2 separate regions of the Homo sapiens genome follow, and region 1 is linked to region 2. A link is an interaction called in ENCODE POLR2A ChIA-PET data of the cell type or tissue named here. Cell type or tissue: MCF 10A. All regions are shown on one strand. Each heading gives the region's core, and the rest is flanking DNA. Links, peaks and the distances in the headings are about the cores only. Region 1 has its middle 450 kb from the start of IGFBP3. Region 2 has its middle 530 kb from the start of IGFBP3.

Region 1 (4,410 bases), core at 225-4,224, 86 kb after region 2:
TTTAGGAAAGTTTACAAATTTGTGTTGGGCCTCATTCAATGCTGTCCTGCACTGCGTGTGGCCCATGGGCCATGGGTTGGACAAGCTTGACTTAAATATAAGACCCAAAATTATAAAACTACTACAAGAAAACACTGGAGAAGCTCTCGAAGACATTGGTCTGAGAGAAGTTTTTTTGAGTAATACCCTACCAGCACAGGCAACCAAAGCAAAAATGGACAAATGGGATCATATCAAGTTTATAAACTTCTGCACAGCAAAAGGAACAATCAACAAAGGGAAGAGACAACCCACAGAATGGGAGAAAATATTTGCAAACTATCCACCTGACAAGGGATTAATAACCAGAATAAATAAGGAGCACAAACAACTCAATAAGAAAAAATCTAATAATTTGATTTTAAAATAAGCAAAAGCTCTGAATAGACATGTCTCAAAAGAAGACAAACAAATAGCAAACAGGCATATGAAAAAGTGTTCAGCATCATTGATTATCAGATAAATGCAAATCAAAGCTACAATGAGGTCTCATCTCACCCCAGTTAAAATGGCCTTTACCCAAAATGCAGGCAGTAACAAATGCTGGCAAGGATGTGAAGAAAAGAGAACACTCGTATACTGTTAGCGGGAGTGTAAATTAGTACAACCACTATGGAGAACAATTTAGGGGTTCCTCAAAACATTAAAAATAGAGCTACCATATAATCCAGCAATCTCACTGCTGGGTATATACTCAAAAGAAAAGAAATCAGTATTATTGAAGAGATATTTGCACTCCCATGTTTATTGCAGCACTATTTAGCCAAAATTTGGAAGCAACCAAGTGTCCATCAACAGGTGAATGGATAAGGAAAACGTGGTACATATACACAATGGAGTACTATTCAGACATAAAAAAAGAATGAGACCCTATCATTTGCAACGACATGGATGGAACTGGAGGTCATTATGTTACGTGAAATAAGCCAGTCACAGGAATACAAACTTAGCTTGCACTTACTTATTTCTAGGAGCCAAATAAATTAAAACAATTGAACTCATGGAGAAGGAGAGTAGAAGAATGGTTACCAGAGGCTGGGAAAGATAGTGGGTGGGTAGGGGGAAAGCAGAGATTGTTAATGGGTACAAAAATATAGTTATATAGAATGAATAAGATCTAGTATTTGATAGCACAACAGGGTAACTACAGTTAACAACAATTTATTGTACATTTTAAAAAACTAACAGAGTATAAGTGGATTGTTTGTAACATGAAGAAGGGATAAATCCTTGAGGTGATGTCTACCCCATTAAACCTGATGTAATTATTACTGATTGTATGCTTGTATCAAATATCTCATGTACCCCATAAATATATACACCTACCATGTACCCATAAAAGATAAATTTAAAAATATATAAATAAATAAATGAATAAAATAAAACTGAAAGAGTCCCAGAAGATCAGAAATGTAATTCCCCTCTTCACACACACACAAAAGGACATTATCAAGAAAATGAAAATAATCTATAGGCTAAGAAAGAATATTTGCAATTCACGTATGTGATAATGAGCCTGTATCCAGAATAAATAAAGAATTCTTACAACTCAACAAGAAGATAAACAGCCCAACTGAAAAAACGGACAGAGGATTTAAATAGACATTTATTTTATTTATCCAAACAAAATAAACAAATGGCCAATAAGCATATGAAAAGATACTCAATATCATAGTCATTAGGGAAATGCAAATCAAAACATAATGAGATATCACTTTACACCCACTAGGATAGCTATAATCAAAAAGACAAATATGAGTGTTGGCGAGGATGGAGAGAAATTGGAACACTCATATAGTGCTAGTGGGAATGTAATACAATGCAGCCAATTTGGAAAACAATTTGGCAGTTTCTCAAAAAGTTAAACATCGAGTTTCCGTATGACTCAGCAATTCCACTCCTAGAATTCCACTCAAGAGAATTAAAAACATATGTTCACAAAATAACTTGGACATGAATACTTATAACAGCATTATTCATAATCCTCAAAAAGTGAAAACAACCCAAATGTCCATTAACTGATAAATGGATAAACAAAGTATACTGTATTCATACAATAGAATATTATTAAACCATCAAAAGAAATAAAGTGCTGATGCATGCTACATTTCCACAAAAGTGCATACACTGCCTTTTGATTCACAGGCTCAGGCTTTGTCTAGAGATCTGCAGAATAAAACACCTCAAGAGGGCTCTCTATTTAGGGGATCCAGGTCCACAGACAGGTGAGGCCGTTTTTGGTCTGCTTCCCAGTCTTCAAAGGATTGATGCTCTGAAAAGTCTGACTCATGAGTATGATATTTCAGTTTTAATAGTGAGCCTTAACCGTCAATTCATTTTGCTTGCTGGATATTTCTTTAGGTAAGTTTACCAGACTAAGGCACTTTATTCCCCAGGCAAAAAGCTCTTTCTGGAGGAAGTGCTTAAAATCAACAGAATTACTTAAGAGAAGGCCACTAGTGAATACAACATGATTAAAGTAAGTTTTAGAGCAACACTCCACTACGGATTTTATTCCACAGAGTTATCTTCACTAGGAGAAATTTGATGTGCCAAACCATGTGCAGCTTTTCAAATTTTAGTACTCTAAAATTAATCATGAATTACAAGCGGGTTTAGAGAAATGGCAAATCCATTAGCATCAGGCAGAATTTAGTTTGAATGTAGTCTCTACTGTTCTGAAGCTCTATAATTTTAATTGAGCCAAGTAAACTCTGTAAGCCTAGCTCATTTTCTAAATGAGCTATTCCTGACTACTTCATTGTGTTATCATTTTATAGTGAGGAATAAATGAATTTTATACCAATAAAGTTTTTAGTATTTACTATGCCTGGTGCATAGTAAATGCTCAATAAGTGATCATAGTATTTACTATGCCTGGTGCATAGTAAATGCTCAATAAGTGATCATTTATTATTATTATCCTTTAGTTCTTCAATAGTTGGCTATAACCAACATTTATGGACCCAAGTTTTCATTCAAAATTCATTTACAGTATGAGGAACTGTGCTGAGAGTTCTAAGATGGGTTTGGGTAACAAGACAAACAGCTTCAAATATACAAACCTTCTGATAGAGCGAGGAAAAAAAATTAGTCTTCACAGTTCAATGGTAAATATAATACCACATTTCAGTAGTTCTGAAACATTAGTGTGCGTGAGAATCACCTGCAGAATGTCTTGACACAGTTTGTTTCTGATTCAGGAGGTCTGGGTTGAGGTAGGAGAATTGTGCTTCTAACAATTCCCAGATGCACATGTGGCTGGTTGGAAAGCCACATTAGGAGAACCACAATTATAAAGGAGGGACAGGAATTGCCAAGAATGACTTGGCAATATTTTTGGTATTGGAAGAAGTGTGCATGGAACTCCACAGAGATAGTGCTAAATCAGAAGATCTGGAAGAAAATCACTGTGGTATAGAAATAATTGGAGCAGAGCAGAGATAAGAGATAGGAACAGGCACAAAGGGGCCAAGGGTTTGGGCTCTCTCACACATTGTTGGACATTTAAGCTTAACGGGGAGACTTTTAAGATAGTTAAGCAGCTGCATGATGGGATACATTTGCCTGGTAGAAACGTGGCTGTAGGGCATCCCTTCACTACCACACTAGGCAGTTTGCTGTTTCTCAAAACCTCGTTCCACCTGCTTTCCTGAGCTCATGCTGTTTCTTCAGACTGAAATATGCTTCCCTCATATCTCCACATGCTCATACCCAAAAGGTATTCCTTGGATTACAGCTGATTGTCTTCTTATTTTCCAGCAATATGATGTCATATTACTTTCCTTAAAATAACAGTGTCTTTATTATGGCTTTCAGGGAGGAGAAGTCTTACATGTCCATTAACCAGGCTGTAGTGCAGCCAGCTGTCACTGAATCCTGATAACTGAAGTCTGCAGTTTTTGCCATTTTTTCTTTCTATTAATATGCTTGTCTTCTTTGAGTTTGAAATGTAAATATGAATATAAAAACAAACATGTAGTTTGTAGACACCAATCCACTATGATTCAAATGTATTTTATTATAAAGATCACAAAAATCTTTTCTTTTAAATTTATATATGGTGTGTAGATAGCCAAATAAAGAATAGTTTCCTCATCTTTATTTCATATATTATTCAAAATTCCTTTCCTATATAAAGGAAAGGGATATAATAATAAACATGCAAGTGCTTATGTGTGCAAACGAATTCATGGAATTCATGCAAGAAACCAAAGAAAAAGATCTATGGGTGAGACGGTAAAGAAGAGGTGAAAGAAACACAGACTGAAATAGAGTAGGAGGGAAGAGGAGGAGGGAGTGGCACCTCTCTGCATATACCACTTTTTTGTAACATTGACTTTTAAAATCATAGTAATGTTTCACATACTC
Region 2 (4,410 bases), core at 81-4,080:
TGGATCTAGAAAAGATTAACTGAGAGTCTGATACCCTTAATGGTCTGATGAAAACCATTACCACTGATTACCATCTACTCTCTCTGAGGGCTGCTACCTGGGGTTTCATCTGCGTGAAGTTTCCAACTGCTTTTGCCCTACACTTTTCCTTTATTCCCTTTCCCATAACCTGTCTTGCCCTATTCCAAGCCCCTCTTCTTTCTGTAACCTCAGGATGGATGAAACTTGTACCATCTGGTCCTTTCTTTGAGTTTTCTTATTTTTTATGACTTCCATTTACACATGTGCATGTAATATATTTGCATGCCATTTTTCCTATTAATTTGTCTATTATCAGTTTGTTTTATATATTCAAATTATCCAGACTTCAACGGGAAAATTTAAACTTTCCTACAGTCCCAACACACTTCTGTGAGCACTTTTAAAGCTCCTGGGATGAAACTACCTTTGCCAAAATTAGAACAGTGAGAAAATTATGACAGTGAAAGAGATCTGATCTAGCAAAACTGTCTTGCCTTTAACCTCTTAACTACCCTTAATCATTCCTGGGTTTAGGCCAAGATAACTTTGGGAGACATTTAGTTTATAGTTTAAATAATAATAATAGTCCTTCCCCAAAACTAAACTGACTTTGTAAAGCTAGTGAAAAACCATCAGGTTAGATGGATGAGAAGCCTGAATTCTGCCAAGGTATAGACTTAAAAACAATTACCAGCCATTATTCCGGATGTCACAAGATATGAAATTTCACTAATTACTCCTGCAGATAACATCATTATTATGGAACTGAAGATTAGCCTTTGAGATGTCTTTTCAGGTTTTTGCATTTCTAATGATGATGGCTCCACCTGGACCCACCAGCCATCCTGTGGCCCCACCCAGAAGAGAACCACTATCCACACCCCCATTCCCTTGCCCGCCAAACTATTCTGGAAAAACCCTAGCCCCCAAGTTTTGGGGGAGTTGATTTGAGTAATAACTTTGTCTTCCAGGTGGCATGGCTGGCCTCATGTCAATTAAACTCTTTATCGAAGTGCTGTGGTCTTAGTCAATTGGAGTTGTTTGTGCAACAGGCAGTAAGAACTCGTGGGGTGTTTACAGGGAGAGTACCAATTAACACAATAGTTACAATGAACACTCAAGATGTGAGATATAATAATAAATATTTTATTTGTGCTTCTCTGCCTTCCCCTGCGAGTCACCATTGTGAGTCTCTTTATGTCTTTGAATTTTCTGTTTTTCTACTTTTTACTGTATTTTTCTTGATTTATAAAGATAATACATGCTCTTTAAACAAAACTCAAATATTATATAACTAAGAAAAATAAATGTTTCAATAATTTTATCTTTTAAGTTAATGATATTGATGCAAATTATTTCACATTTTTCTTTTACATACTTCTCCCATTAAGAATTAGCTATTTTATTATTATTAGCTCCTTTATATTAAATAATGGAATCACTGAATATCTAGAAATCAACAAATCCTTTCTAGATACCATGGTTAAGCATAGCTTGGCTTGGTAAGCAAAACACATATTCTGAATACTTAAAACCAAAATCTTTGGGATGTTTTTTCTCTTGGCTCATGTGCAATTCCATAACACTGACGCATAACATTCCATTAAGTTAGATGCCAGTGGGAAAGTCTCACGTGACTATGCTGCATGTTCAGTCTCTAGACACACTCTGTCCATGTCTGCAGCTGAGCCTTTCCCTTAAGCATTTTTCTGACCCTGGACACATCTGGACTCCTGCCGTGGTGTGAGCACCTCACAGGCCCTGCCCTTGTTCAGTCTGTGTCTGTTTCTCTAACTCCAGGCACAGTGCCTGGGCTAAACTGAATAGATTCTCAAGAATTCTTGTGAAGCACAGTAATAGGTACATTTTACAAGGAAAACCAAGAAGAAATGCAGGTTGATATATATCATAAGCCAAAATTCGGGTGTGCAGATTGGATCCAAGAAGTGTGTGAGTCAAATGGACTACGACAACTGGCTTCACTCCAGCAGCTTGATTAGAGCCCTGGGCAAAGAAGTGTCTGGTACTCTCTGCCACACCACACACCTTGGCATGCTTAGGTTCCAGGGCACCGTGGGTAATCCTTGGCACTATTTTTTTTTTTTGAGATGGAGTCTCGCTCTGTCGCCCAGGCTGGAGTGGAGTGGTGCAATCTCAGCTCACTGCAAGCTCTGCCTCCCGGGTTCATGCCATTATCCTGCCTCAGCCTCCAGAGTAGCTGGGACTACAGGCGCTGGCCACCACGCCGGGCTAATTTTTTGTGTTTTTAGTAGAGATGGGTTTCACCGTGTTAGCCCTTGGCACTATTTTTATATGGTACAGCCATAAAATGGAATGAGTTTGTAAAAGTGAGACCCTATGATGAAGAGTTTGTGACTGTCAAAGCTGTGGACAATGTTAGGGTTAAAGGGAGAGCGCATTCGCTATTTTCCAGTATCTAAATAGAGGTCATGTAGAATTGAAGACCACTCTCATTTGGACTGACTTCAAAAGATAAATTTATAAGATGTGACAAAATAAGATTTAGTGTATTATGAGGAATGTTCTATATGATTCTTCAGGTGCACCCTGTCCAGTTGAATCCCAGTTGCCTGGAGGGATGACCCACTGATTAGTAGCCTTTACAGCTTTCCTTCCTCCCATGCCTCACCTCCCTATTCTCTCTCTTGTGCTTCTTGGGGAATCACCTCCAAACGGAACCTCTTGCACTTAAGATCTTGCTTCAGGATCTACTTTTAGGTAGAATCTAAACTAAGACATCTATTCCTGCAGGTGTGGGGCTAGGTTATGGAGTATATCCTAGTCCTCACTGTTGAAGAGCACGGTCTGTTTGGAGCAGATGGACATTACAATGAAAAAGGACTGTGAGAGGGATTCCATAAGGTCATAAGACACATGAAGCAGGTGGTAATCAATTCCACTCAGGATGCTGAAAGAAGACTTACAGAAGTGTCCCCTTGAGAGGGAACTTGAAGAATAAGCAGAAACTGACCAGGCTCATAATAGATTAGCAGTGTTTCTGGCACAGAAAATGCCATGTGCACAGAGAAGGAGGCTGCAAGCAACCACAAGACAATCAGGAGTGACTCCAGGAAGACTGAACAGCAGCCTGGGAAGCCACGGGAAAACAGAAGGAGACGGAACTGCAGAGCTTGAGCTTGCCAGGAGCAGAATGTAGAAAGCCAAGCTCTGGGCTGTGAGAATTTGGCTGCTATAGTATAAGCAGTGGGGGGACTTTAGAAGATTGAAATTAATAATAATAAAACAAATACAAAGAGAGTAACATAATCAACTGCCATTTTAGAGAGCGAGAACTTTATTTGCAATGTGAAGAACATGAATTGTCAGTAGGGAGTTCAGAGAATAATGTATTAAAATTATACCCCTCAGAAATTATTAGTGTCTTGTCCAGGATAGGGACTGTAGAAGGCAGAGAAGAAAGAAGGGTTATGAAGAATGTATTGGAGATACAATCAACACCACGTAGGATGGATTGAAGGAGTGTATGTATAAGTGCATGCACATCTGTGAATGGTGATGCATTGATAAGAACTATTAAGGCAGACACTTAGATTTTGCTCTTGGGTGATTGGAGCAGTTAGGAGATGTGACTAAGTAAATATGTAGCAGATGAGATAACTCTCCAATCATCTGTTGACTCTGAGCTGGAAATGTCCGGGAGACAGTTGGGAACATCTCCGCGGCCCAAGGGAGAAGTCCAATCTGTGCACATGGATTTCTTCATCCTCTGTACAAAGAATAACCCTAGAAGAATAGAAGAGAAAAAAAATGCCAACTCTGAAGAACATTAATTAAAACAAATTTCAGATTTTATGGTAATGACTCCATGGTTTTCTATTACATGACTATTAACCAGCCCTTAGGAAATGGACGTTTGTTGTCAAGTATTTCAATTATATAAAGAACATAGAGTTCATTATAGATTCTGGATATTAGACCTTTGTCAGATGAGTAGATTGCAAAAATTTTCTCCCATTCTGTAACAAATTTACAAGAAAAAACAAACAACCCCATCAAAAAGTGGGCAAAGGATATGAACAGACACTTCTCAAAAGAAGACATTTATGCAGCCAAAAGACACATGAAAAAAATGCTCATCACCACTGGCCATCAGAGAAATGCAAATCGAAACCACAATGAGATACCGTCTCACACCAGTTAGAATGGCGATCATTAAAAAGTCAGGAAACAACAGGTGCTGGAGAGGATGTGGAGAAATAGGAACACTTTGACACTGCTGGTGGGACTGTAAACTAGTTCAACCATTGTGGAAGTCACTGTGGTGATTCCTCAGGGATCTAGAACTGGAAATACCATTTGACCCAGCCATCCCATTACTGGGTATATACCCAAAGGATTATAAAACAT

What was found. ChIA-PET counts read pairs that join two places held together with the same protein. Peaks named below come from ENCODE experiments on the same cell type or tissue, not always from the same donor. Only the 100,000 strongest peaks of a DNase experiment are listed, where the experiment ranks them.
Region 1: POLR2A ChIA-PET joins it to region 2 with 5 read pairs; 1 of 35 experiments calls an interaction of 5 or more read pairs at or near these places.

The regions. Positions count from the first base shown.
Region 1 is chr7:46,367,986-46,372,395 of GRCh38, reverse strand. No RefSeq gene overlaps it. Among named protein-coding and RNA genes, the nearest start is that of IGFBP3, 450 kb to the right of the region's middle. In MCF 10A, for the core only: no CTCF peak of the experiment used is centred there; DNase peaks (open chromatin) are centred at 1,875 and 2,275.
Region 2 is chr7:46,453,719-46,458,128 of GRCh38, reverse strand. No RefSeq gene overlaps it. Among named protein-coding and RNA genes, the nearest start is that of IGFBP3, 530 kb to the right of the region's middle. In MCF 10A, for the core only: no CTCF peak of the experiment used is centred there; DNase peaks (open chromatin) are centred at 1,678 and 2,008.